Regions from separate parts of the Mus musculus genome. Here regions 2, 3, 4 and 5 are each linked to region 1. The links are chromatin loops, found by intact Hi-C in ENCODE. Cell type or tissue: left cerebral cortex. All regions are shown on one strand. Region 1 holds the start of Gm34922 (a long non-coding RNA gene). Region 2 holds the start of Tlx1 (T cell leukemia, homeobox 1). Region 3 has its middle 3.3 kb from the start of Gm35610. Region 4 overlaps Hpse2 (heparanase 2). Region 5 holds the start of Pax2 (paired box 2).

Evidence for each region. Hi-C counts contacts between places; a loop is a spot of excess contacts. Peaks named below come from ENCODE experiments on the same cell type or tissue, not always from the same donor. Only the 100,000 strongest peaks of a DNase experiment are listed, where the experiment ranks them.
Region 2: a loop joins it to region 1, with 5 times the contacts of the local background. A loop is called at or near these places in 6 of 42 quality-filtered maps.
Region 3: a loop joins it to region 1, with 5 times the contacts of the local background. A loop is called at or near these places in 3 of 42 quality-filtered maps.
Region 4: a loop joins it to region 1, with 3 times the contacts of the local background. A loop is called at or near these places in 4 of 42 quality-filtered maps.
Region 5: a loop joins it to region 1, with 6 times the contacts of the local background. A loop is called at or near these places in 10 of 42 quality-filtered maps.

What each region holds. Positions count from the first base shown.
Region 1 is chr19:43,612,567-43,617,566 of GRCm38, forward strand. It overlaps Nkx2-3 (NK2 homeobox 3), which reads left to right. Exons shown (of 2, transcript NM_008699.2): 1 at 1-283; 2 at 1,740-3,326. The coding sequence ends at 2,479. It overlaps Gm34922 (a long non-coding RNA gene), which reads left to right and starts at 3,619. Exons shown (of 3, transcript XR_003952841.1): 1 at 3,619-3,932. In left cerebral cortex, a CTCF peak has its summit at 2,384; DNase peaks (open chromatin) are centred at 144, 1,189, 1,282, 1,955 and 1 more place.
Region 2 is chr19:45,148,123-45,153,122 of GRCm38, forward strand. Tlx1 (T cell leukemia, homeobox 1) reads left to right here and starts at 2,593. Exons shown (of 3, transcript NM_021901.3): 1 at 2,593-3,370. The coding sequence starts at 2,794. In left cerebral cortex, no CTCF peak of the experiment used is centred here; a DNase peak (open chromatin) is centred at 2,954.
Region 3 is chr19:44,735,024-44,740,023 of GRCm38, forward strand. No RefSeq gene overlaps it. Among named protein-coding and RNA genes, the nearest start is that of Gm35610, 3.3 kb to the right of the region's middle. In left cerebral cortex, no CTCF peak of the experiment used is centred here; no DNase peak of the experiment used is centred here.
Region 4 is chr19:43,382,506-43,387,505 of GRCm38, forward strand. Hpse2 (heparanase 2) reads right to left here. Exons shown (of 12, transcript NM_001081257.2): 2 at 2,236-2,393. Among named protein-coding and RNA genes, the nearest start is that of Hpse2, 3.3 kb to the right of the region's middle. In left cerebral cortex, no CTCF peak of the experiment used is centred here; DNase peaks (open chromatin) are centred at 2,819, 2,973 and 3,946; H3K4me3 peaks cover 845 bases.
Region 5 is chr19:44,752,481-44,757,480 of GRCm38, forward strand. Pax2 (paired box 2) reads left to right here and starts at 4,426. Exons shown (of 10, transcript NM_001368747.1): 1 at 4,426-4,956. The coding sequence starts at 4,914. RefSeq lists promoters at 1-4,888, 711-4,888, 3,614-4,888, a cis regulatory region at 1-76 and enhancers at 387-506, 1,043-1,751, 1,043-1,452. In left cerebral cortex, a CTCF peak has its summit at 2,406 (motif pointing left); DNase peaks (open chromatin) are centred at 2,385, 3,341 and 3,712.

The DNA.
Region 1 (5,000 bases):
CAGCGGCACTTCCACGGAGCTCACTTGCAGGCGGAATTGGAGCAGCACTTCCACTCGGCACCCTGCATGCTGGCCACGGCTGAAGGGACGCAGTTTTCCGATGCAGGGGAGGAGGACGAGGAAGAAGAGGGAGAGAAACTGTCCTATTTGAACTCACTAGCTGCTGCCGAGGGCCATGGAGATTCGGGTCTCTGTCCTCAGAGCTATGTCCATACAGTTCTCCGAGACGCTTGCAGCGGGCCCAAGGAACAAGAAGAGGAGGTTGTGAGCGAACGGAGCCAAAGTGAGTAGAGGGGGAAGGAAACGCGTCCGCACACCTGGGGCAATGGCTCAGCGCCTATAAACCCACAAACCGTGCCTGCATGGCCACCCGCCCCTTTCACATTCGGCTAGGGTCATGCCTATGCCAGGTTCAAGGACAGCTCTGCAAAGCACAGGTACCTGAGATGGTGCTGGGGCGGGGATAAAAGAGAAAGAGAGAACAGCTCTTGCCCGGAGCAGGGACCCGGAGCAGTCCCCGAGGGAAGGAAAAGTGATTATTGCAATCCTGGTTCCTTGAGTAATGAGTGACGGGGGCCCAGAGCCTGGGTCGTAACTTGTCCGTTGTGTGTGTGTTCTCTCGCACACCCATCTTCTCAAAAAAAAAGGGGGGGGTCAGTTTTCTGCCATTTTTCTGTCTTTCTTCTAACGTGAGGTGAATTCAGCGAGGCCAGGGCAGTCACCCCGGCTGTCCCGAAAAGGCAGTGCAAGAATGTTGTGTTTGGGCCATCCTTTCGGGCAAGACTTTGAGAGACACCAGCTTACTTCGGAGCTTGCAGTTCTTACGTTCGAACTGCAAGGAGGAGAGGTGGTGGCCAATGTGTGGGAGCTCGATCCATATCAGATGACGGCAGCAAGTCACACCCAGGAGGTGAAGGCCTCTGAAAAAAAATATCGTAATGCTCGCTTTGTTTCTTATACTGCAGGCGGAGTGGAATGGTTAAAGTTCCTGAATTAGTTCTGAGTGGGATTCTGGCCATTCAGCAGATCAGAGGTGGGGCAGGCAGGAGAATCAGATAATTGAATAAGCCCATAAGGAAATGTCTGAAAGGGAAACAGGATCAAATAATCTCTTCTCCGAGTGGAGATTTGATCTGGCTGAGACCAAAATCTTTTCTCTAACAATTCTCCAGGCCTAACACAGACATGAAACTGTCTAAATCGGTCCATCCAACTGTTTTTCCTCTGTAAGGTAACATACAGATACTGTCACAGACGCGTTCTCAGTAGTTTTGAAAATTAAAAAAAAAATCAATTCTTGAGCTGCACATACGCCTTTCACTTAGATATTTCCAAAGAGAAACAATTTTTGCAATCAACCCATGCATCCAGGCCTCCAGTCCCCAATACCAACTCGTTCCACACCTTCAGGGGAGTGGAAGGCAAACGAGTTTGCAGATACGGGGTCCTGTTCCGCGGTCGCCTGAAAATTGTTATTAGCCCCTGGACCGGCACATTTAATCTATTTTCTCGCTGATGCTCAAATTTAATAAATGCGAGCTAATTACTCTCACCGAATACGCCTTCTCCCGGTGGAGGTGCTCCGCCTGACGCGGGGGGGATGGGGGGGGCGGAATTGGGCTCCAGAAACTATGAACTTTCCCCAAAACTAGCATTTACTACGGGAGTGTTTTGTGCCTCTGGGGCGCAGGGGTGGTATCCTGAGAACTAGAAAGGCTAATGTCTTGCTTCTCCCTTAGAAAGCTGTCAGTTGAAGAAGTCTCTGGAAGCGGCGGGAGACTGTAAGACGAGCGAGGACGGCGAGAGGCCGAAGCCGCGGAGCCGCCGGAAGCCCCGGGTGCTCTTCTCGCAAGCTCAGGTCTTTGAGCTGGAGCGCAGGTTCAAGCAGCAGCGGTACCTGTCGGCGCCCGAGCGCGAGCATCTCGCCAGCAGCCTGAAGCTCACGTCCACGCAGGTGAAAATCTGGTTCCAGAATCGCAGGTACAAGTGCAAGAGACAGCGGCAGGATAAGTCCCTGGAGCTGGGGACGCACGCGCCGCCGCCGCCACCCCGCCGCGTGGCAGTGCCGGTGCTCGTGCGGGACGGCAAGCCGTGCGTCACGCCCAGCGCACAAACCTACGGCTCGCCCTACGGCGTGGGCGCCGGCGCCTACTCCTACAACAGCTTCCCCGCCTACGGCTACGGGAACTCGGCCGCCGCAGCCGCTGCAGCCGCCGCAGCCGCAGCAGCAGCGGCGGCTTACAGCGGCAGCTACGGCTGCGCCTATCCGACCGGTGGCGGCGGTGGTGGTGGCGGCACGGCCTCCGCGGCGACCACCGCCATGCAACCCGCCTGCAGCGCCACCGGCGGTGGATCCTTTGTGAACGTGAGCAACCTGGGAGGCTTCGGCAGCGGCGGCGGCGCGCAACCCTTGCATCAAGGTGCTGCAGCCGGGTCCGCGTGCACGCAGGGGACTTTGCAGGGCATCAGGGCTTGGTAAGGCCTGGGCGGGACACGCGGCGGGCGTCCTACTGCACGCTGGGCACCGCGGGAATGAGACACGAGAAAGGACAGACCCAAGGGCCAGGTCCCCTCGTTAAAATAAAAATACAGACGTATCGCTCCTTCCAAGGGGCCATGGTCGCAGCTCACTCCAGGCCTGGGGCATGGAACTCAGCGGAGAAAGGATGCCCTGGTCCAGTCCTCAAGACTGAGACAGAAACACCGGCCAGGCGCCAGGGAAGAGGTGGCCTCCCATCCTGACTCTGCGGAGAGTGCGGGAGGCTGGGACTCCGGCTGTCGCTTGCTCTCCGGAGGAGGAGGAGGGCTTTTCTCTTCCTGCTTTCCCTTGGCCTTCTCCGAGTGTGGTCCGGGAACCGGACCGAACAAGGGGGGAGGGGGGAGAAAGAAAGAAAGAAAGAAAAAGAACAATTTAAAGAAAAAGAAAGGTAGTTGGAGAGAGAACGTGAAGGAGAGGAAAATGGGGTACTAGCTTGAGAAATTCCACCGATCCGCAGCCCCTTTTGCTTGCCCGGAGCGCCACAACGAAGTGGATTTTTCCTTTTCCAACTGTGTCCCTTCCAAGACAGACTCCGCCCGGATCCCTAGATTGTCAGGGGACTGTTCTTGGAGACCACCACCGCAGTGAGATCGAAAGTTGGGGGAAGGGAGGCAGCTGAGCAAATCCAAGACCTGTCCGCCCAACCTAGGTTGTCGCCAGGTTGGTTTCCTTTCTGTTTTGTATTCTGTATTCCGCACATTATCTCTCTATAACTATATCCACACGCCGTGTACACAGCCGCTGTCACACACTACAGGAGTCAATAAAGAAGGTGCAATATTTCTGAGCTGTTTGGCTTGCTGCAAGACTTGTTTAGCCCCAAAGACTGGGGAGGACACCCCCCACCCCCTAAACAGGATGGGAAGTGAGGGAAGTACCCTGGACATCTCTGCCTGGTGCCCCTGAGCAAGGCCCCTGGCTGCAAGTTTGGCTTCTTCTTCGGCATTGTTTGTTAATTTCTTTTTGGTGCTGTGAGCCGAGCAGGCTAGAGAGAGGCTCTGGGTCTCCTGGGGTCGGGGACTTTGTAATCACACACACACACACACACACACACACACACACACACACAACACACACCTCCACTACATTTTACCCAGATGCACTGACTTGGTGAAGGGGACCCGCCTTGGTCAAGCTGGGACTCTGTCCCACCTCCAGGGTCTCCGAGGAAGAAGAAAAGTTGGCCTCCAGGCTCAGCCTGGGGCGGCTCCTCCCTCGGCCGCCACCCGGTCTTGGGGCTTGCCCGGGGGCGCTGCACCGCGCCGCGCCCCGCCGCGGCCGAGCTTTCCCCCTCGGCCGCCCTCCCTTCTCCCCCGGCGGCCGCGGCTTTATGCGGCTCCTTGTCACTCCTGGAGAATGCCTGTGCGAGGCCAGTGCTGCCACACGGCCGATTGTGAGTGTGCCAAGGCGGGTGAATGGGGAGGCCTCTGAGCGCCGCGCCATTGTGGGGCCGGCCCCGGCTGAAAGGCGGCTCCGGGCCGGGAAGGTGCGGAAAGAATGGCTTTTTATTGGAGTCCCGAACAAAAGGTGTGGTAGGAAGGCGAGGTCCCCTGCGCGAACAAAAACCCCAGAGCGTCGGATTGACGTCCCTCCCCGAGCTCCCCATTGCTTCTCAGAGCGGGGGCTTTGTGCAGCAGTCTGCTCAACAGAGGGACGGAGAAATGCGCACGGGGGGGTTGTTCCCCGCATTTTTTGTGTGTGGGGGGAAGGGGTGGCCGGGGGCTGGGCGGGCAGCAGGGAGGGGCGCGCTGATTAGGCCGGGAGGGCCAGGGCGCTGAGAGGTTCAGCGGGAGTCGGCCGCCTGAATGCAGGGTCATTATTGCTACAAGTTTAGCAATTTCGCCCGTGCTGGAGGGGGTGGGGGTGTTGGGTTGCTGCGGGGCTGCTGGACTGGGAGCTAGAGAGGGGCTGCAAGGGGAAAAAAAGAAGAGGAAGAGAAAGGCAGGAAGGCAGGCAGGTCGGCAGGCAGGCAAGACAGTGTCCACAAACCCTCTGACCGCCCAGGATGCCCGTGGACTCATCCCCAAAGGGCTTAGCCAGAAGCTGTAGAAATCAGAGGGAGGAGGGAGACCTGCCTCCTCTTTGCTCTCTGGTAGCTGACGGGTCTCAGAGCTAGTGCACAAGACTCCTGGACCCTCAGTTCGTTTAATCTTAACTTGCGGGTGAGTTGGGATCTCTCCTCCCACCACCCCATAAGCACCGAGGGGGTGGCCCAAGCCACTCTCTTACCCTGCCCTGGGCTTTCTTTTAGCCCTAAGTTCTTTAAGCTAAAGGCTGGAGAAGGAGTTCTCAGTTTCTCACTGGCTGGAAAGAGTCATTCAACTGTAGACACCTAGAGCCTATCTATTGACTCGCACTGTCCTAGATGCTGACAGTGGGTGGTGGGAAAACCACTGTCCAGAGATTCCTGGAATTCATTTTTGTGTATGTTAAGTGGGCTGGTGGGACATGACAACAACCA
Region 2 (5,000 bases), 1.5 Mb after region 1:
TCACATTTCATACTTTCAAACTTAAGGTGCACTAGTCCGTGGCTTTCAGAATATGCCTGAGTTTTGCAGCTACCACCACTACCAAACTGCAGGGAAATTTTAATGGTTCCTAAAAAAGAAACTCTGTACTCAGGAGCAGTCACTTCCCCTCTTCCTCTAGTCCTGGCAACCACAAGTCTACCGTTCTGTCCTATGGAGTTCTCTGTCTTGGTCAGTTTACCTAAATTATCTATCTAATGCCTTTGCGCCTGGCTTCTCTCACTTAGCATACTATTTCCCAGGTTGTGGTGTGAGCAAGCAGACACTTCCCTCTTATGGTGGAATAGTGCTCCATTTCGTGGACAGGCCATATTTTATGTGTCCATCAGTTGATGGACAAATGGAACGGTCTGCGCTTTCGTTCACTCAGCTTTATTTGGTAAAAATATCGGGCCATATCCATCAGCTTCTTAGGGTATTTATGGGTCTCAAACGAGTGTGGGATGTGGTATGCGGAGTAAATGCCCAGGCTGCTTTCTGTTCTAGATCTTTCAAGATAAAGGGCAGAAAAGGCTCATCAGGTTCAGAGAACTTCTCAAGTAAGTCAGGTATCGAGGAGGCCGAGTGAGGAACAAGAGCCAGGCAGTAGGCTGGAGCTCTGCTCTCCTGGTCTTGCTTAGGGTTTGAGAACAACTACCTGGGGGCAGTGCTAGCACTTGGGAGGCAGAGGCAGGCGGATTTCTGAGTATGAGGCCAGCCTGGTCTACAAAGTGGGTTTCAGGACAGCCAGGGCTATACAGAAAAACCCTGTCTTGAAAAACAAAACAAAACAAAACAAAACAAAACAAAACAAAACAAAAGAGTTGAGAACAACTACCTGCTTCGTGCTTTCTATCTTCTTGAATGAGCATTTGCTCTCCTGGCTGAAGATAGGGCGAGTATTTATCTGAGAGAGATGCTACTGAGTTCTGAGTTTCTATAGTTATCCATAATACTGACTTCTGGCTTATCCTTCTTTTTCTTTGTTTATTGTCTGTATAGAACACAGGTCTGAGGTCAAGACACTTGGCTGTCTCCCCAGTACCTAGAAAGTACCAGGTACATTTTAAGTACACAAATATTTGTTGGGCAAGTCAAGTCTCCATTAATTTATTAGTCACTCAAGATGAACATGTTTGATTTGTTGGGGCTGTTTTAGGAGGGGTACACACATTATATATCAATATATATATATATATATATATATATATATATATATATATATATACACACATATATATCACACATATGCACATATAACATCGCATATATATATATATGACATTTCCTGTCTTTGAGGAAGGCCCTTCAAGTGACAGTGTCAGACAGTGGCCAAAACAACTAGATTCCACTGAGACTTGCTGAGGAGTGAGGCCAGCGTTTTGCCTGTTAGAGACCTCCCAGAAGGTTCAGCAGTGAATGGACCTGAAATAGATCAGAATTCATAACCTATGCTTTTTTTTTTTCCCTCAGAACTTGGCTCCTAGGAGGGAGCAGACCTTTCCCGACTGGAGAGGGGAAAGAGAGGAAGCAAAAGAAGGGAGTTTCCTTCTTTTCTCTTGGGCTCTCAGCCAGGCAGCCACAGGCATAACTTTGAAAAGGCCTAAATTTGTCCTGGACGCACTTCCCTGATTCTCGTCCCAGCAGCCCCCGCCCCCACAGCCTTAAGACCCAAGGCTTCCCTCCAAAGATTCTAAAAGCAAGGAACTAAGTCCTTTCTCTCACAAACCCAGAGCCATTCACTTGGGTCGGGTCGTAGGAATTGCTTCTGCGAGCTTCTGTTTACTCAAAATGAAAGAGGTACCTTGAGGAACGGGCACCCTCGCACAAGCCCCAAAGTAATCCTTTGGCTTGTGACTGCTTTTCAGGATTGACTTTCGTTTCCTTAAATTCTCTAAAGAGACTGAGTTGGAGTGGCTGCTAATTTTTATAACAATATATAGCCAGCTCTTCATAGGACCTGTTTTAAAGGACAAGCCTGAACTCACCGTCCTGCCTCGGGGCCCGGGCTCCATACCTGGGGAGTAGACAGTCTTCTACTTTCTAACAAGCTGGACTTGAAGTTGCAGTAAATCTCCTGGTTGAGTGACAGGTGTTTCCCAGCTCAGCCCTTGGGGAGATTCTCCAGTTGGGCAGGACACCTGTCCCCAGGGGCCTAGTGGGCTGGACTCCTTCGGCCCTGTTCAAAGTGAGGGGGTGGGTCCTACCAGGTCTGGGAAAGGTTCTGATTTCCCTCTCCTTTGGTCCGTCTGTCTGTTCGTCTTTGGGAATGGCTGCTTCCTGATCTTTTTCTTTCTCATTTAAACCTCTCTCTGTAGCCCTCCTCCTTTCTCTTCACTGGAACTACTCAGAGCTCTGATCTCCGTCCCTCTGTCTCTGGCTCCGGCATCTGTCTGGGCTCCTGGCCTCCTTCTCCCCCCTCCCAACCCCTCCCCCGCGCTGTCATTCACCCCGCTCCTCTCCACGCACAGCCAATGGAGAGACCCGGCCGAAACAGCTAGGCTCGCTCGCTCAGGGCTTTTTCGCCCGGTGATTGATGTCCCAGAGTCAACAGCGAGCGAGCAGCCGGAGAAGGGAAGGAGAAGCCGGAGAGGGGAAGAATACAGCTCCCCCTCTCTCCTTCCCCTCCCCCCTACTTTGGCCCTTCTGCGCACTTCGCCTTCAAGTCTCAGCGCAGCCTGGGGTGGCGATTGCCTCCGCGCTCCGACTCGCTGCCCGGGTAGTCCAGCGCAGCGATCGCCCGCGCCCGGGCCCCCGCGTGGGGCCGGGGCCAGCATGGAGCACCTGGGTCCGCACCATCTCCACCCGGGCCACGCGGAGCCCATCAGCTTCGGTATCGACCAGATCCTCAACAGCCCCGACCAGGGCGGCTGCATGGGGCCCGCTTCGCGCCTCCAGGATGGAGACTACGGCCTTGGCTGTTTGGTTGGAGGCGCCTACACTTACGGCGGCGGGGGCTCCGCTGCTGGGGCGGGGGCCGGGGGCACTGGCGCTTACGGCGCGGGTGGCCCAGGTGGTCCTGGTGGTCCGGCGGGCGGCGGCGGCGGTGCCTGCAGCATGGGCCCACTGCCCGGCTCCTACAACGTGAACATGGCCTTGGCGGGCGGCCCCGGTCCGGGCGGCGGCGGCGGTGGCGGGGGTGCCGGTGGCGCCGGGGCGCTGAGCGCTGCAGGGGTGATCCGGGTGCCCGCGCACAGGCCGCTAGCTGGAGCTGTGGCCCATCCCCAGCCCCTGGCCACCGGCTTGCCTACAGTACCCTCTGTGCCTGCGGTGCCGGGTGTCAACAACCTCACCGGCCTCACCTTTCCCTGGATGGAGAGTAACCGCAGATACACAAAGGACAGGTTCACAGGTGAGTCCGGCCCGCGCGCGTCCCGCCTGGCCGTGGCTCGGTCTCTGTGCTACCCACTACCCTGCTTGATGGCTCCTTGAAGCTCTTTCTGAGCGCCAGGTCGCCTAGCGCCTCTCCGTGCGTTTCCTAAGTTCAGCTGCCTTCAGGATTCTATGTGCTCAGAATCGCTCCAAGAGTTCTTGCAGCCTGGGTTCTTCTGTCTCTCCTCTAGGACCCCATTCGTGGAAGCAAAGCTTGGTCCCCTCTCGGGATCCCAGGGCCCAGTCAGGTAGAGGACTGTAGATTCAGGACCATCTTCTGTCAACAGTCTAGGCTTTGCATGCCCGTGTGAGAAAAAAAATTTTTTTTTTCTGTCCTGGCTGCTGTTTCCTGACGGAGGCCAAGAGCCCCAGAATTAGACAGAATAATTAGACATAAGAAAAGGTTCTCCTACCTCTCGTCCCCTACTACACACACACACACACACACACACACACACACACACACACACACACACACACACACACGTGCTCTGAGTTGTGGCGTGCGGGTCGGGCCGCTGCAGATCCGCAAAGGCCCCAAGCCCGGGTGAAGGAGCAGAGCTTTCTTCCTGGACCTCCGAGATTCTTCAGAGTCAGTGGCAGCGCAAGGCTGGGCCAATTTTCGTTTTCATCCTCGGTATCCCTCCCAGGGGTCGGCTCTCTTATTTGGGGGGTGGTAAATATTGCACCCGCCTGACCAGAGGGTTGGCTGGAGGACAACTCCCGGAGAGGAGGACGAACTCTTTGGCCCAGCGGCCTTGCTCTCTGCACCACCCTAGCTCCCTCTGACCTGGCTTCCGTTTCTCTCTGCCCTAGCTCTGGAGTACCCTCTTCCTCGGTGCCCACTTCCCGCTGGCTGCCTTTAGTTGTCCTTGGATCCTTAGACCTTGAGCTGCCTCAGGAAGGTTCAGGCCCCCATGGGCACACAGCTGTTAGGAATTGGGCCCCAGTTAGCTGTCTGGGCCTTAGAGAGGGGAGGTAGTAGGTTTAGGCCGATGCTTGTGGATGGGGCTCCTGAAGCAGGCTAATGAAAAGAACAGTCTACAGCAACTAAACCTGTCCTAGCTACCCAAAGTTACCCTAGGCCCCTCTGCTTCTGTTACAGACAGCACAGGCAGAGAGGCTGTCCCTAGGGGCCCTAACCAAACTTTGGGGCCACAGCAGAAATGGGAAGGAGTCTCTGTGTTACTGTGGAGGAAGGACTCTTGTCAAGGGGGTTCAGTAATACAACCTAAGTCCTCTCATTGAGGGAGGTAGGGGACCCAGAGCCTATCTGTCTCCCCTACTTAAGGCCAGGTCAGTGTTGATGACTGACTTTAACCCACACTACGAGCCCACTGTTGAGTGTGTGTGTGTGTGTGTGTGTGTACTATACAAAAGATATCAGCATGGGCCTACTCTGGGGAGTCATAGTCAACTGTAGCGTCAGGCCTGAAGGAGGTTCTGAGAGTGTGTGACTGTAGTCCTGTGTTGCCCCGTGTCCTGTTGCTTGTCTAGGTGTGCATTCTCTTCTGTTGGAGTACAGATCTGGAAGTTTGTAGCTATATCCGCTGTATGATGGTGAGGCTGTGACTGAGACCAGAACAGGCCCTACGGCCTGGAACTCTGAT
Region 3 (5,000 bases), 1.1 Mb after region 1:
GTCTGACCTGCGCACCTGCGTTGCCGAATCCCGGACTCCACACCCAGGAGGTCAGCAAGTCTGCCACAGAAAGGCCAAGGCGGAGGCGCTCTGCTAGAGGAGCCCCGACATTTCCATCCCCAGATCCCAACTCCCACAGGTGTCTAGGAGTGCTCATGACCCAGGGCAGGTGGCATGGATGCACCCTTGAAAGGCGAATGATCAAGGGAATGACGTTCTTGAGGCTCCTGTTGAACGCTAGGTGCTACAAGAGGTGCCTTTAAGAATTCAATTTCCCCAATCTAAGGATGCTGGCTTCTGGCTTCCTAGATGAAGAAACTAAGAGCAAGACTAACTTGATGTTAGGAGGAAAGCTTTGCTTCAGGGATTCTGTAGACTGCTTCCCTCTCCTGCAAAGCGCGCGCGCGCGCGCGCGCGCACACACCCCCCCCCCCCCACACACACACTTTTCCTTGGCAGAGGAAGGTGAGAAGGGAGGGGAAGGAGATGCAAGAGAGACATTTCCTATCTCTAATTTACACCCATCCAGTCAGTCACCTTCATCCCCAGTGTCGGCTCTGAACAATTTGGCATGTTGCCTAACATCCTGTCCATCTTAAGGGAAGATTTTCAAGACTAGACTGCGAGCTGTAAAGGCAGACCCCCGAGAGGAGTACATAAATGGTTTCTGCTCCATGGTGCCTGCTCTGTGGGAATATCTATTTGCTCAACTACAGTGACTGTTCTACAGAACTCCAAGGTCATTTGAAAGAAGGTATTAAGCATTTGTTTGCCAGGAAACGGTTAACTTTCAATAGAGGAAGGGGAAGGGGGAGGGGGAGGGGAAGGGGAGCGGAAGAAGAGGAAGAGGAAGAGGAAGAGGAAGAGGAAGAGGAAGAAGGAGGAAGAAGAAGAAGAAGAAGAAGAAGAAGAAGAAGAAGAAGAAGAAGAAGAAGAAGAAGAAGAAGAAGAAGAAGAAGAAGAAGAAGAAGAAGGATCCTTCTCCAGGAACATGGGCCAGAGGATTCCTACATACTTATTATTCCTTTTTTTCCAGCTGGGTGGGATAAAGGAGTCAGGAATGGCCCCCAGAGGTCTGGGTGGTTCTAGAGCTTCCTCAACTCATGTCTTTTGCCAGCAAGGAGGTGAGGGACTTCTTCTGGCTTAGAGAAGGGAGCTCTGGTACAAGGCTGTGTGGTGTGGTGTTCTCTAGCTCCATAATCCGTTCTGTTGGTAGTCACACAACCCAGCCTGTAGAGAGGACAGGATTTTGAGCGAGGGCTCTTAGCAGTCTTAGCCTCCTTCAGGCTCCAGTGTGTGAATGTGTGTGTGGGGGGGACTTTGGGCAACCTAGGTCATACCATGGAGTAAAGAGATCAAGATCAGTCTTAGGGCAGAGGTTCTCAATCTGTGGGTTGCGACTCCTTTAGGGTCAAATGACCTTAAATGACAGGGCTTGCCAAAGACCATTAGAAAACACAGATCTTTACATTATGATTCGTAATAGTAGCAAAATTATGAAGAAACAACAAAAAATAATTTTATGGTTGGAGCTCACCACAACATGAGGAACTGAATTAAAGGGTCACAGCATTCAGAAGGTTGAGACCCCCTAGACTCTAGGGGTTCTCATCTGTGCCTGGTGTTGAGGATGAGGCCTAATCAGAGATTGAGCCCAGCTGCCATGTGGTACAGAGGGCATCTTACCTCCCTAAACTGAAGCCAAGTCCAAAGGCACCCAGCCAGAGACAGGGCCTGGCTGGGGAAAGAAGCTCCAGAGACAGAGGATGCTTCATGGGGTGTGGGATGAGGAAGGTCTGGCTGGCCATGTCACAGAAGCCAGCTTTGAGCTTCCAGGCTTAGGTAACCTCTAGCTAGAGAAGATGGGTGGGGAGTGGGGTGAAGGTCTGGAAACAAGGTGCAAGGGGGCTCTCATGAGTCACCAAAAGGAAGACTCCCAAGGGAAGTCCTTTTAGCCACAGACAGTTCTCTTCTGCCTGCCTTTCCCTTAGGGAAAGAGATGTCTAACACAGCATAAGTTCATAGCTGTAGGTTACAGAAGCATCCTCAGGCTAGAGAGTCTGTCTTTGCCACCTGCCCAGTGTGATAGAGGAAAAGCTACTAAAATGCTCTGTGCCTCACTTTCTTCATCTGTAAAATGGGATTGATAATAGCAGGTGAGGGGTCAGGGAGATGGCTCAGTGGACCAAACCCTTACTGCTAAAGCATGAAGGTTGGAGTTTCTGTTCCCAGAGCCCACATGAGAGCCAGCTGGGGTGGATGCCACCTGTCATCCCAGCACTCAAGAAGTAGAACCCTGAGGCACACTGGCCTAGCTAGGCTAGCTTGACCTGGCTCCAGGTTCACTGAGAGACCCCGCCTCAATAAAGTAGAGTAATGGAAGAAGACAGTCTATGTTAATGCCTGGTCTCCACAGGCACACATACATATGTGCGTGCCCACACGTTAAAACATGAATATACACATATCAAATACACACACATACACACAAGCTACACACACATAGAGATGTATGTGAAGACAAAAGGAATTACTGTGTAAAAGTACTCCGTGTGCAGCGCGCAGTGAGCCCCTGGGCATCTTAGTTGTCTCTGTTGTTTATTATCCCCAAGGAGCCATTCCAGGCCCTCTCTCTGAAGTGACTGCACCCCTTTACCACACTTCCTGGCCCCCTGCTCTGTCCTGTGTTCCACATAAAGAGGTCTGAGGCCTGGTATGGTGGCACTTACCCGTGATCCCCGCTGCTTGGAGGATGAGACAGGAGGATCTCCAGTTTGACACCACAGCAACTTGACAGTTTGACACAGAGCAACTGAGCACAATAGTGAGACCCTATCTCAAAAAAAAAAAATCTGTGTCCTGATTGGGTTGGAAATGAGCTAATATGTGTCAAGGGTATATGGATAGATTAACTTATTTAACTTCTGGGCTCTGGTTTACAGATGTGAACATATAGGTACCTTGTATTCAAGGGATTTGATGACATAGCAGGTATGTTCCTTCTCTGAGGAAGGAAGAGCCCACATCAAGACTGCTGCCTCCATTTCCCACTCTTGATGCTGCCTTCTCTGACGTTTTGGGTTCGTGACAAGCCCTCTTCTTCACTAGTATGCATTGTTCTGAGAGGCTGCCTCCTAAAGGGCGGGGTAGTGCAGTGGAGGGTGGTGAAAGGTACTGGGGAGGAAAGTGCTGGATGGCTGGTGAGATGGTGCAAGTCAAGGTGCCTGCTGCCAAGCATGATGACCCGGGTTCAATCCCTGGGGCCGGCACAGTGGGCCTAGAGGACGGACTCCCACATTCACTCTGTGGTATGTACACGCTCCCCATACACACACACATGAAACAAAATTCAATAAAATATTTTAAATTTCCTCAGGAACCTAAGTGGACCTTTACTTAGCATCTTGTCGCACATATGCGCACGTGCACACAAACACACCAAGAGTGTGCAGGCCTCTACCTTTCCTCTCCACGTAGCAGCTCTGGCTCCCGAGGGCTGGTTCGCCTTGTGACTATGCCTTTTCCTAGACAAGATTGCATGCCTTGTTTCCCCTGCTCTCTCTCACCCCCAGCCCATTATGCATACCTCCAGTAAGGGCCTTCCCCCCACCCCCAATCAGACCTTGTTACTGCCTTGTCTAAGATCCCTCAGTGGCACCCCATGGCCTGCAAAGGAAAATCAAAACTTAGGAAAGATGCTGGTACTGCCCTGTCTGTTTTCTTGCCCTTGTCTCTGCCCTTCCCCTTACATAGACGTGTGTGTGTGTGTGTGTCTGTATGCATGTATATATATACCCAGTTCCTCAACTGTTGATTCTCCCTACGCTTTCTTTCTCTAGGCCCAGGAAATGCGATTCTTCCATCATTTAGGGTACATTTAGTTACCTTTTTCTCTGTGTGTAAGAGATTGAACCTGGGGCCTCACATATGCTAGGCGAGCAATGTCTCACTGAGTTATATCCCCAGCCCCCTGGTTTTAAATTTTTGAGACAGGGTCTCACTAAGTTGCCAAGGCTTTTCCAGTTTCCAGCTTCAACCTCAAGAGCATCTGGGATGGGCCCACACTAACAACTCAGTAGTTGAGAACACTGACTGCTTTTGTAGAGCACCTGGGTTCAGTTCCCACAGGATCACTCTCAACTGCCTGTAACTACAGTTCCAACAGATCACTGCTCCTCTGACCTCTCTGGGTTCTTGCATGCATGTAGTACACACACACACACACACACACACACACACACACACACACACACACACACAATTAAACTTAAAAACTGTAATGAGTAGCTGAGGCAAGAGGCCTGCAGCAACAGACTTATTCGCTCAGGTCTAAGCATCTCGTAAGGTCCTAAGACCCTTAGCAAGCGGTCTCTAATACCAACTTAGGTTTCCCTGTATCCCAATCAACCTTGAAGACACATGCCCATCATCAGCCCCAGACAGACAGGGTCTTACTATGTAGCCCTGACATCTCTGCAACTCTATATTTAAACCAGACTGGCCTTGAACTAACTCAGAGATCAGCCTGCCTCAGCCTCCTCTGAGCTGAGATTAAAGGCATACAGCAACAAGCCCGCCTGAGACTCTCCATCTTGACACTTCCAGACTTTTTCTTGGCCAACAGGTAGTGTCTTCCTTAAGAAGGGACCAGTGGCGGGGGTGGGGGTGACCAGTGTGGGATTTACATTTGCGGTCACAGTGTGCAGCACAGTGCAGAACTAGGCTTATGAGGCCTGCCTCTTGGCCTTGTCCCAGCTCAGTAGCACCTCTCTCCTGGACTTAAAAGTCCTTGGGCTTCAACACCAGTTAAACACCAGGTGCCCCTGCACAGGTAGGAAGTGACTAAGCCGCCCATCTGCTTCCTGAAGGATTATTTGTCTCCTACTTCAGCTAGGAGGGAAGGTCAGAAAGGGGTTGTGGAGTGGGCTGAACCCCATCAACCTAGAGACTGTAAGGATGGAAATTTTCCTGAGCGTTTGACATCCAGAGGCTGCCAAATC
Region 4 (5,000 bases), 230 kb before region 1:
CATTCCTACTCTCTTTAACTCTGGTTAAGGCCTCAACTGCTGATATAGTTCAGAGCATCCTATTACCAGGGAGACATAAATCAGAAGGAGTTCAGCTAGGAGCAATAAAACAGATTAGTGTCTGGACAGGCTGACTTTAAAGAAAGTTTTAAAAGAATTAAATCCAGGTAGTCTGTGGGGCTGGTACCCACACCAAAAATAAGTTATTTTGAAGGTATGTGTCTTTTAAAATACACAAGTATCACTGTAAATATCAGAAGGAATATTTAGAAAAAGAAAGTTCAGGAGAAATTTGCAGTCAAAAAAGAAAAACTAAAGAGAGGAGAATTCCCTCCCTCGGGCATGGCTAAAAAACTCCAGGCCTCTGGGTGTTCAGTGCCAGGTGGGGTGGGGAGGAAAGATCATCCGGGTGCTTCCATGATGACCTTGGAGGAGTGGCAGGACTGAATGGGAAGAGACTTTTCTAGTCTTGTGTTTTAAGAGTTGTTTTTTTCCTTGCTTATGTTTTTAATTCTGTCAAGTTTTACAGCCATTGGCCAATTCCCTTTCTCCTCATGATGTCCCTTTAGAAAGGTAAATAAACTGTATTCTTCACTTCAAGCAGAATTCATTGTGTTCAGTGAGGCAGAATTTTAAATGCAAGGTTTAAAGAAAAGAGTTGATTTCTAGCATATATTGTTCTTTTCTCCCCTCCCAGCAATTTCTGCAGCTCTTAACAAGTTTTTCCACAAACTAAAAAGGAAGTGGTTTAATGAATTTGAACAAAACCTATCTCATCAGGACATCAGTGTACCCCATCTCCTGTCTTAGGCCAGAGCTGACAGTGGCTGAGAGCTGTGAATGAAACCCTGGCTCTCGCCAGCAGAGCTGCTGTTCACAGTGTCTTTTACCTGTCTCATGCTGAGGGACAGCAGACTCTACATGCAACTCACATTTTATAGCAATGACCTTCACCTTTGAAAAGATGGGTTCTTAAACACCTTCACTCTTGGGTAAATTGAGTACGTTTTAGTAATGCTAAACACTCAACAATCTATCATCTTGCCCTCTGTTACTCTGGTGCACACGTGTATGCACATGCACACACACACACACACACACACTCCTCATTCAGTGGAGTCCAAAATCACAAAGCTATCTCCTTATTAAGGTAACTTATAAGAACAAGTTGTTAAAAAAAAATCCCAACGACTCAGAAAACCTATGCCCAGTTCTTCAAAATAATACTATGCTAACACTGTGAGAATAATACTATGCTAACACTGTGAGAATAATACTATGCTAACACTGTAAGAATAATACTATGCTAACACTGTGAGAAAGGGCAGCAAGAGAGAGGGGGAATGAGAGCCCAAAGGGACACCAATGACTCTTTTACCAACTTTAACAGCATGAGTAGCTGAAGATCCTACAATTTCTACTTATCTCTGAAAGAAATTTTATCTCTCTGGTCACACTAAAAATATAATAAATAGTAACACTAAACCTTTTATAGGGAACGGTTAAATATAATCTTCATTTATTCTTAATAAAAATAAAAGTGTTCAAACTTATAATGATTGGCCTCTCACATAGGAATAGAATTTGGAGTTTTCAAAGCCTTTGCAAGACTTAATTCATCTGATTCTAGCTGTAAGAAAGGCAATGGCACGTTAAACTGAGGGAAACATGTGACTGAGGACAAGGCAGTCCAAAGGAGAGAAACCACTGCAAAGATTTCCAAGCCTTCCTCTACAATGGAACAGTGTAAAGGGTGTTATTCCATTCAATTTTAGACCGGGCTTCAGAAAGGTTAAGTCTCTGTCTCCCGGTCCAGGAAAACAAGAAATAAGACAAATAAAAGGTACGTGTGCCTGGAATTTTAGGAATGGCTTTTTAATCTGTGAACCTGGTTAAAGCCTCAGCACTAGCCCACAGCAATGTGGCCTATAGGCACCAGAACTTTGTAGACTACCGCCCAGTACAAAAGCAGACAGCCTGGAGCTGGGCAACCAGCGGAACTCCCTTTTCATGCTCACCTCAGGAGTCTCACACTCCCAATGAACCCTAGCCTGCTGCTTCTAGTTTTTCAGGGGAACTTCAAACAAGCTCTGCTCCAAGTCGGCCTCTACAACACACACACACACACACACACACACACACACACACACACACACACACACACACACCACAGGGCTTGATCCCACCCCCACCCCAATTTCCTCCAACACTCAAAATCGGGACCAAATTTCTCACCATCCTCATAGTTTTTGAGATAGTAATCCGGGCCCGGGCCCCCGCGGCTTTTCGCCGGATTTCTCAGGTTCTGGAACTGCAGGAAATCCGTCCTTTTGCCCCCGAAGCGCAGAAAGGCGGGCGAGAGTCCCCGGGCCAAGGTCACCAGACGCTTGGAGCTGCAGGGGTAGAGAAAGAGAGAGGAAAGGATCCCGGGAGAAGGCTAGAGAGCACTGGTCAGGTAGCAAGGCCCCTTCTCACTCCCTGCAGGAGACCTGGTGGGAGATTTATTATCTAAGCCCACTCCAGCTTGCAGTCCGAGCCGAGCGCGGACTGCTTTGCGGCGGCTCGCTTGTGCCGATTCTGCTGCCCGCTTTACCCTCAGCCTCTGGATTCCCTGGGGTTGTTCCCTGACCCCAACTGGCCGCAGCTGCGCCCTCCCACCGACACCTTGATGCCCGACGAACTGATTTCTAAAGGACTGGAGATGTGTTTGTTTCGTGTGTTGGGGCAGCGGCACTTGTGTGGCGAACTTGGGCCAAGGCTCAACTGGCTGGCTTCTGCCACTACCAGGAAAGCGCTCCTGGCACAGACGCGCATAGAGTGGACCGCCAACCTCTGACTGTTGCCAAACTTTCAAGTCAAACTCCGCGAAGCCTCCCTGGCCTCCGGGGCATAAGTAACATGCAAAACGGTAAAACTTGGCCTACTTTCTCTAAACCCAAGCACAGCATCTAAAGTCAAAGGATTTTTTTAAATACCAAAACTGATTTTCCGATTCTATTACATTGTAACTGAGTAGCTTCCCAAATCTTCAGGCAAAGAGGTTCCCAGAACAATTCCTTGTCTTTCAGAGGATTCTCCCCACCCCACCTCCCAAAAGTAAAACCTATGTCTTTTGGCACTTGAAATAATTCATCCTGGTCTTAAGAGAACATTCTCTCCATCACACACACACTCTCGCATGCACACACGCGCGCGCGCGCGCACACACACACACACACACACATTCACGCACAGACGCACACGCCCCACTCCTGTCTCCAATTGGGCTTTATCTTTCTTTTTCCTTGAGGTTTGGTAGCGCCTGGTTTAAAAAAAAAAAAAAAAAAAAAAAGTCTGGCAAGTTTTGGAACTTGTGTGTCGGGAAATGTTTGAGTACCAGAACAATAACATTTGAATCTATCCATTTTCAGGATTTCCATCAATGGGTTTTAAAAAGCCAACAAGTGCTACTCTAGGAAGTAATTGGGAACCAGCCCTGCAGATGCTGTTAATGATGAGGAAAACCGGCTATTGAAACCCGGGTCTACACATCGTTTTTTAACGCTTTGCTAGTTCAGGTTGTGAGAATGCAAATCAAAATGGAGACGTTAAAGAGTATCACAAAGGAGTTGAATTCGAAGGGCACAGAAGTAAAAGGAAACTCCACTTTTTTTCCAGACACTTTGGGGAAGATACATGTCTACCCTGAGATGGCTTGAAGGTTTGGCTGAGCTCTCCAGGACCGAGTTGCAGGGCAGGCGAAGTTTAGGCGTCGCGTGGGCCGGCTGAGCACAGAAGGGACGTCGGCGCGAGTGCGGCCCCAGGGAAACGCCGCATTTCCAATCTTCCGGATAAAGCCCGCACAGCCAATGCAAATGCGCCCCGCCACGGCTTCTTCCCCGAAAAGCTGCCTTCCAGAATTTTTCTGCAGCAGGCAAATATTTAGCGCGAACAAGCTGACATTTTTTAAAGGAGGAGGAGGAAGAAAAAACTCGGAGGAGTCGCGCAGCTGGAGCAAAGCAATGCAAGTGGGGCGTGCATTTAGGAAAAGCCCTGTTGCACCCCACATTTGGATGAATTCAGAGAAGCGTTCTGCTGCACAGAAAAGCTTTCAAGGATGAAACCCGGTAGTGCAGCGCTGTTCCCGCCCTCCCAACAACTGTACCTTCTGGAACCCCAAAACGGCCTCCGCATTGGTGGCGACGACCTCCGAGTCTTTGGCTAAGCTACCCTGACCTGGATGGAGCGCTCGGCGCAGCGCCTACAGCTACCTGCTGCGTCCGCAGACCTGAGGCTGAGCGCTAAGGGGCGGGTGCACCCGGAAAAGCAAAACTCTAAGGGTGAAAAATGCTCAATAACGATGTGAGTCGGATCTGGAATGGGATGGAGAGCACTCTAGACTCTTTGGAGGAGCCCAAACTAAGGGTCCAACTTGAAGGGAATTTTCAGAAACTTAACACTTGGATATTCAATATTGCAGAGGTTTATCCTCCCTTTCTTTTTCTTCTGTGTGTTTTCTTTTTATTTCCAACGCCCCCCTCTTTGCAACCGCCCCTGATGGGAAGGGGATCGCGGTTGCTTAACTGCCTGAATAGTAACAACCCGGGAAGAGGGTGAACCCAACTAGACTGTCAGCGAGACTCAACCTTCAGGTTTGTTAATCCACCACTGCTTTGGGGTTCAAAACTCCCAACGCTTCCCCTGAGAGTTCCTAGGACCTTTATGGATCGCGTATGATGCACACTACGACCCGAGCAACGATTTTTTTTCCCCACTGTAAAAAATTAAACTATGCAGTTACCAAGGAAAACTAAAGAGGAGGGTGGAGGGGGAAGGGCTTCATCTATAAAAAGTGTCTTACAAAGTCAAGGCTGATAATGACAGCGGAGGATACAAAATAAAAAATTTTAACTCCAATCCAACTTGCTCACCGCTCAGGACTCTCCTTAAATTCGTTTTCTGTCTGGGAGTGAGAACTGATGAAACCATCTTTCCGTGGCAAATTCCACTTTCATGCAATC
Region 5 (5,000 bases), 1.1 Mb after region 1:
CCATATTGTACCAGAAGCTCTTCCAAAAAAAAAAAAAATCCTCCAATGTGACCAGAAAGCGGGCTAGGCAGGGGGAGGGGTGCGGGAGGGGCCTGGCGGGAACCGGCCAGGCGGGGCAGGAGAGGGGCCTTGGAGCGGTCACCTACTGCCAGGGACCTGGACACCTAGGGTACGCCCTCCAAGGGCCCACTCGGAGTGCAAATGGCCCGGGGATATGCGACCTAGAGTTTGATTGTAAGAACTTTTTTCTTTGCTTTTTTGTTGGTGGAGATGGTGAGTTACAAACGGAAATGATGCTGAGCTGCTGAGCAGCTTCTCAGCCTTCGCTTTCTCCCTCTTTCGATCCTGCTTTCCTTTCCTTAGGACCAGTTTTGTTTTGTTTTCATGTCCCTTCATTCTAAACACCCCCCCCCAACTTTAATGCATTTAATTTGGTCTGCGCTGTAGGGAGCATTTCCTAGGGAGGTACGCTTAATTTCGGAATTTCTAATCCCCTCCCTCAGAGCTAAGGCCATAGCTCCCCACGCTACTCCCCAGGAGGTAGAGGGAGAAAAGACAAGCGGGGCCGAGGGTGGGGGGAGGGGCACAGCTGAATGCTTCACTGCAGCGGGGGAGGCGGCGGGGGGGGGATTGCTTGCCAGGTCCTCGGTGACACAGCCACCTTCGAGAACTGCTAGAGACCCTGTGCCTAATGACTGGGGTCAGGATCAGGATCCTGTGTGCAGAAGAGATGCAGTCATGTCACGCCCCCACCCCACCCCCAGCAAAAGAGTAAAGAAAGGGGGCCTGGGTGAGCGGGGTTAGCAGACAGGATCTCTGCCTGCACTTTACTTATGCATGATCCGCCCACAGACGCATTAAAATCTGGGGTATAAGTCACATGCGGCTTGGGACACCTTTGCATAAGTATCTATGAGAGGGCCTTCTTGCAGGACCGCAGGCCTCCCGCACACCTAACACTCACGCAGAGCAGGCCCGCTCCAGCGGAGAACCAGCTTGACCCTAGGCTTTCGGAAGGGAGGTAGTAGGAGTGGGGCTGCCAGGCGCCAAGCGAGCATGGCAGAGGTGGCAGCAGAGAAGGCGAAGGAACTGAGATCCACAAGGAAGATTTATTGGGCAGATCAGATGCACAGAGGCGACTAATGAAGCAAATCCCGAGATGGGTATCAGAGCAACTCCCCAAAAGTTTATTTGCCTTTAAATTTCCGCAGGGAGGCGGGCTCCTTGTTTGAAGTGTAAATGCCCCTAGGTTGTGGGGGGGTGTTGAAGGGCTGCTTTGAAAACACTAGAGAGAAAAGGTTCATTTAGAGTCAGATGAGGGAAAAGCAACCAAGCCTGACAGGTCGAGCCCTGGCTGTGTTTGGGGTTGGGTTGTTGTCTTTCTTTTTCTTTCCTCCCTTTCCTCTTCTTTCTTCTTTTCTTTTTCTACTCTTTCCCCTTCTGTTAGGGCCCATAGAAGAAGAAAAAGAACAGGAAAGGGGGAGTCAGAAGGAGAGGCCATCGAGAAGGGACATCTGCAAATCAGCCCTTCCTTCTAAAGTCCAAAGAGAGGGCTGTGCAGAGGCTAACGGGCTTCCAAAGCAGCAGGGTAGATCGCCTTTTGATTATCTAGACCCAGAAACCAGCTGGAAAACTAACAGGGAAACTGGAGGTGTGTGTGTGTGTGTGTGTGTGTGTGTGTGTGTGTGTGTGTGTGTGTGTATGTGTGTGTGTGTGCGCGCGCGCGTCCCAGGAGTCCTGGGAAGGCATGCCTGAGTTTTCTGGAGCTACATAGAAATTAGACTATCACTAGCCCTCATTCCTAAGAGGATGTATGTGGCAGATACTTGCGTAAGTGCAACTTCAAAAGTGTTTTACGAATTGAATTGTTAGTTCTCTTTACAAAATGTAAAGTTCGACCCCACTCCCATTCTTATGGGGAAATATCCATTGTCTATGTTCACATTTCATAGGACGTGAAACATGAAACTATATTTCAGTTCTAGAGGACTCTGGATCTCTGTTGGAGTGAGGAACTCCGCTGATTTTTGTTTCCTCAACAGACATACCAAGACTTAACTTAAGCACACCCAACAAGAGTTCCTTTATGAACTCTTCTGAATGCTCCCCACCTCAAATTCTGGACTGATTGCTTCTTCAAAGGAAGATAAGGCTACTGCGGTTACTACCACCTTAGAGCTTCTGGCTCCCCAGTATGGGAGCTGACCCTTTTAGGCTGAAATAACTCTGTTTCCACACACACACACACACACACACACACACACACACACACACACACACACACACACACACACTTCTTTTCTGTTCCCTATGAGAAGTTAGTGCGTGTTGCTGAGGTTGTGAGGTTGTGAGATTTGGCCAAAGCAAACCCGGGAGCGCCATCTACAGGCCTTGAGAGGAAGGCATTGGTTTTCCTGGCAGGACCCCTGAACCTCCTACTCTTCCTGCCCACGGGAACCTAGTCCTCAGACCAAAGGAAGTGGGGGACAGGGTGGTGGTGGGCAGATGGAAAGGTGGTTTATTTTTATTTTTATTTTTTAGTTTCTTACTTTCCAGCAGTTACTCTGCAATTGGATTAATCTAGCCGGAAATTTCCAGGAGACCGGGCAAAGGCCCAGATCCCAACCGACCCAGCTCCCCTTGGAATGGAAAGCTCAGAATCCGGTGTAGCTGAGCCTGGCCTGAAACTCACCCAGAATGTGGGCGGTTCTAAATGCCCGGTAGGAGTCAGTCTGAGACGGGCTGAGAGTCTAGTGGGTGCTTCCCCCAACCCCATCTACTGCCGAGGCTTTTTGGCTATAGGGACAGGGGCACTGTCTACACTCATTGCCCTTCCTCTGGGCTTCAGGAGCTGCAGACAACACCAAGGAGTCTTGGGTCCGCCGGGCAAGAAAGCTGTGTTTCTCAGCTTGAGCTTCCTGGAGCCGCCCTTTTTCAGACCCAGGGAAGCCTGGGAGGAGGGAGCGAAAAAGGGGGGGGGGGTGAGTTAAAACATCAGCTGAAGTGCCAAGATGATTTATGAGACTAGGGAAAATATTTCATAAAGATCTCCTGGATATTCTGTACTTAACCAGTTAGGAGACAAAGGGCTTCTCTCGCTTAGTGCGTGCGAGAAGACCCCAGCGAACAAGGGAGCGAGTGCGGGCCAGGCTGCAGAGACTGGGCCAGCGGCTCTGGTAGGAGCCGGGCCAGGCCGGCGTGCTGCGCCAGCTGCGCTCGCTCGGGATCTGCAGAGCTGGCGGCGGGCGGCGCTCAGTCGCGTTCATAGCCTCCTCTTCTCCCCAGCCGGGGAAAGAGAACGCCTTGGTCCCGCCTTGGGCTTCTGCATCCTCTGTCACTGCCGCGGACAAGCCGCTGCGCACCGTCTCCCGGCACAGTCCCTTCCCTAGCTACCCGAGGGTCCAGGTGCCAAGTTCCCTGGCTCTCCTACCATCCGTTGGGTCCCACCAAGGCAGGTGGGTTCTAGCCAGAGGCCTCTAGCTTGATTCCAAACCAGGCGTCTGGACTGCCCAGACTCCGGGGAGGGGGTGCGCGCCACCGCGTGTGGGACGGGAGGGGACAAACTGCTGGGCACTTTGCCCCGGAATGAGAATCATGCGTGCGTGGATGGGAAGGTACCACAGGAGGAAAAGGCGAAAGGGAAGGACCAGAGGGAAAGGGAGAGAGGAAGGAAGACACAGGGAGAAACGGAAAGGAACTCAGCGCAAGGGTAGCCGAGTTAGGACAGGGGCTGCGGACTCGCGGGCGTCTGGGATTTGCGGGCATTGGCCGGTGGATGGCAGGGCTGGGCGAGTTAGGACTGAGAGCCTGGCTTCGGAGTGCCGCGCGCTCGGAGGCCCTCTGTGGTTGCCTGAATATTCATTAGGCTGGCCGCTCTTTATCCTTATCTAACGTTTATCTTCTCGGCGAGTTTCGTTTCTCAGTGTAGTTTTAATCCGGGGCTCCCATTCCTCCTCCCCCTGGCCCGCTCCTCACCCTCCCTCTTCCTTCACCCGCTGCTCCCTCCCGTTTCCCCCCCCTCCCGGGCCCTCCCCTCGCCAGCACCGGAGTGACAGGCGCGGGGCCCTCCTTGCCGAAGCTCGGGGCTCCGGCGCTGGCGAATCACAGAGTGGTGGAATCTATTGCCTTTGTCTGACAAGTCATCCATCTCCCGGCGCGGGGAGGAGGAGGGGGTCTGGAGGGGGCTTTGCAGCTTTTAGAGAGACACACACCGGGAGCCCAGGCTCCAGTCTCCGGCCGAGTCTTCTTGCAGCCGCAACCCACCTGGGGCCAGCCCAGCGCTGCGGGCGCCGCTCGGCTCCTAGGCTGCCTCCCTCCCTCCTGGCCCTTCGGTCGCCGCGGCGTGCGCCTGCCTTTTCCGGGGGCGGGGGCCGGCTCGCACGCTCCCCTCCCGCGGGCGCCCGCTTGGACATCCCGGGGATTGCTACTTCTCTGCCAACTTCGCCAACTCGCCGGCACTTGGAGCGGCCCGGCTCCCCTCCTGGCGCCCTCGGGCCGCCCCCGCCCTGAGCTCTCTTGGTTCAGAGCCTCTCGGACAACCGGGTTCCAGGGGAGCTGAGTGAGCCGTCTTCCCTACCCGGCCTCAGCTCTGGCCGCAGCTGGCGCGCGAGCCATGCGCCCCAAGTGCCCCTTGGTCCAGCCAGTCGCCCCGGGGCTGCGTTGCTGACTGCCCAGCCGCGTGCCCCAACGGTGGCAAGTTGCAGCCTCTGCGGTCGCAAACCCCAGCGGGCCCGGAGGAGTCCCGGCGTGGAGCGCGGCGCGGCGTCCCCCGCCCTCGCTTGCCCCCCAGCAGTCGGGCGCCCGCTCACTCTCCCTCCCCCACCGTCCCTTCCTTTTCTCCTCAAGTCCTGAAGTTGAGTTTGAGAGGCGACACGGCGGCGGCGGCCGCGTTGCTCCCGCTCCTCTGCCTCCCGATGGATATGCACTGCAAAGCAGACCCCTTCTCCGCGATGCACCGTGAGTACCGGCGCCCGGCTCCTGTCTCGGTTCCAACCCCATGT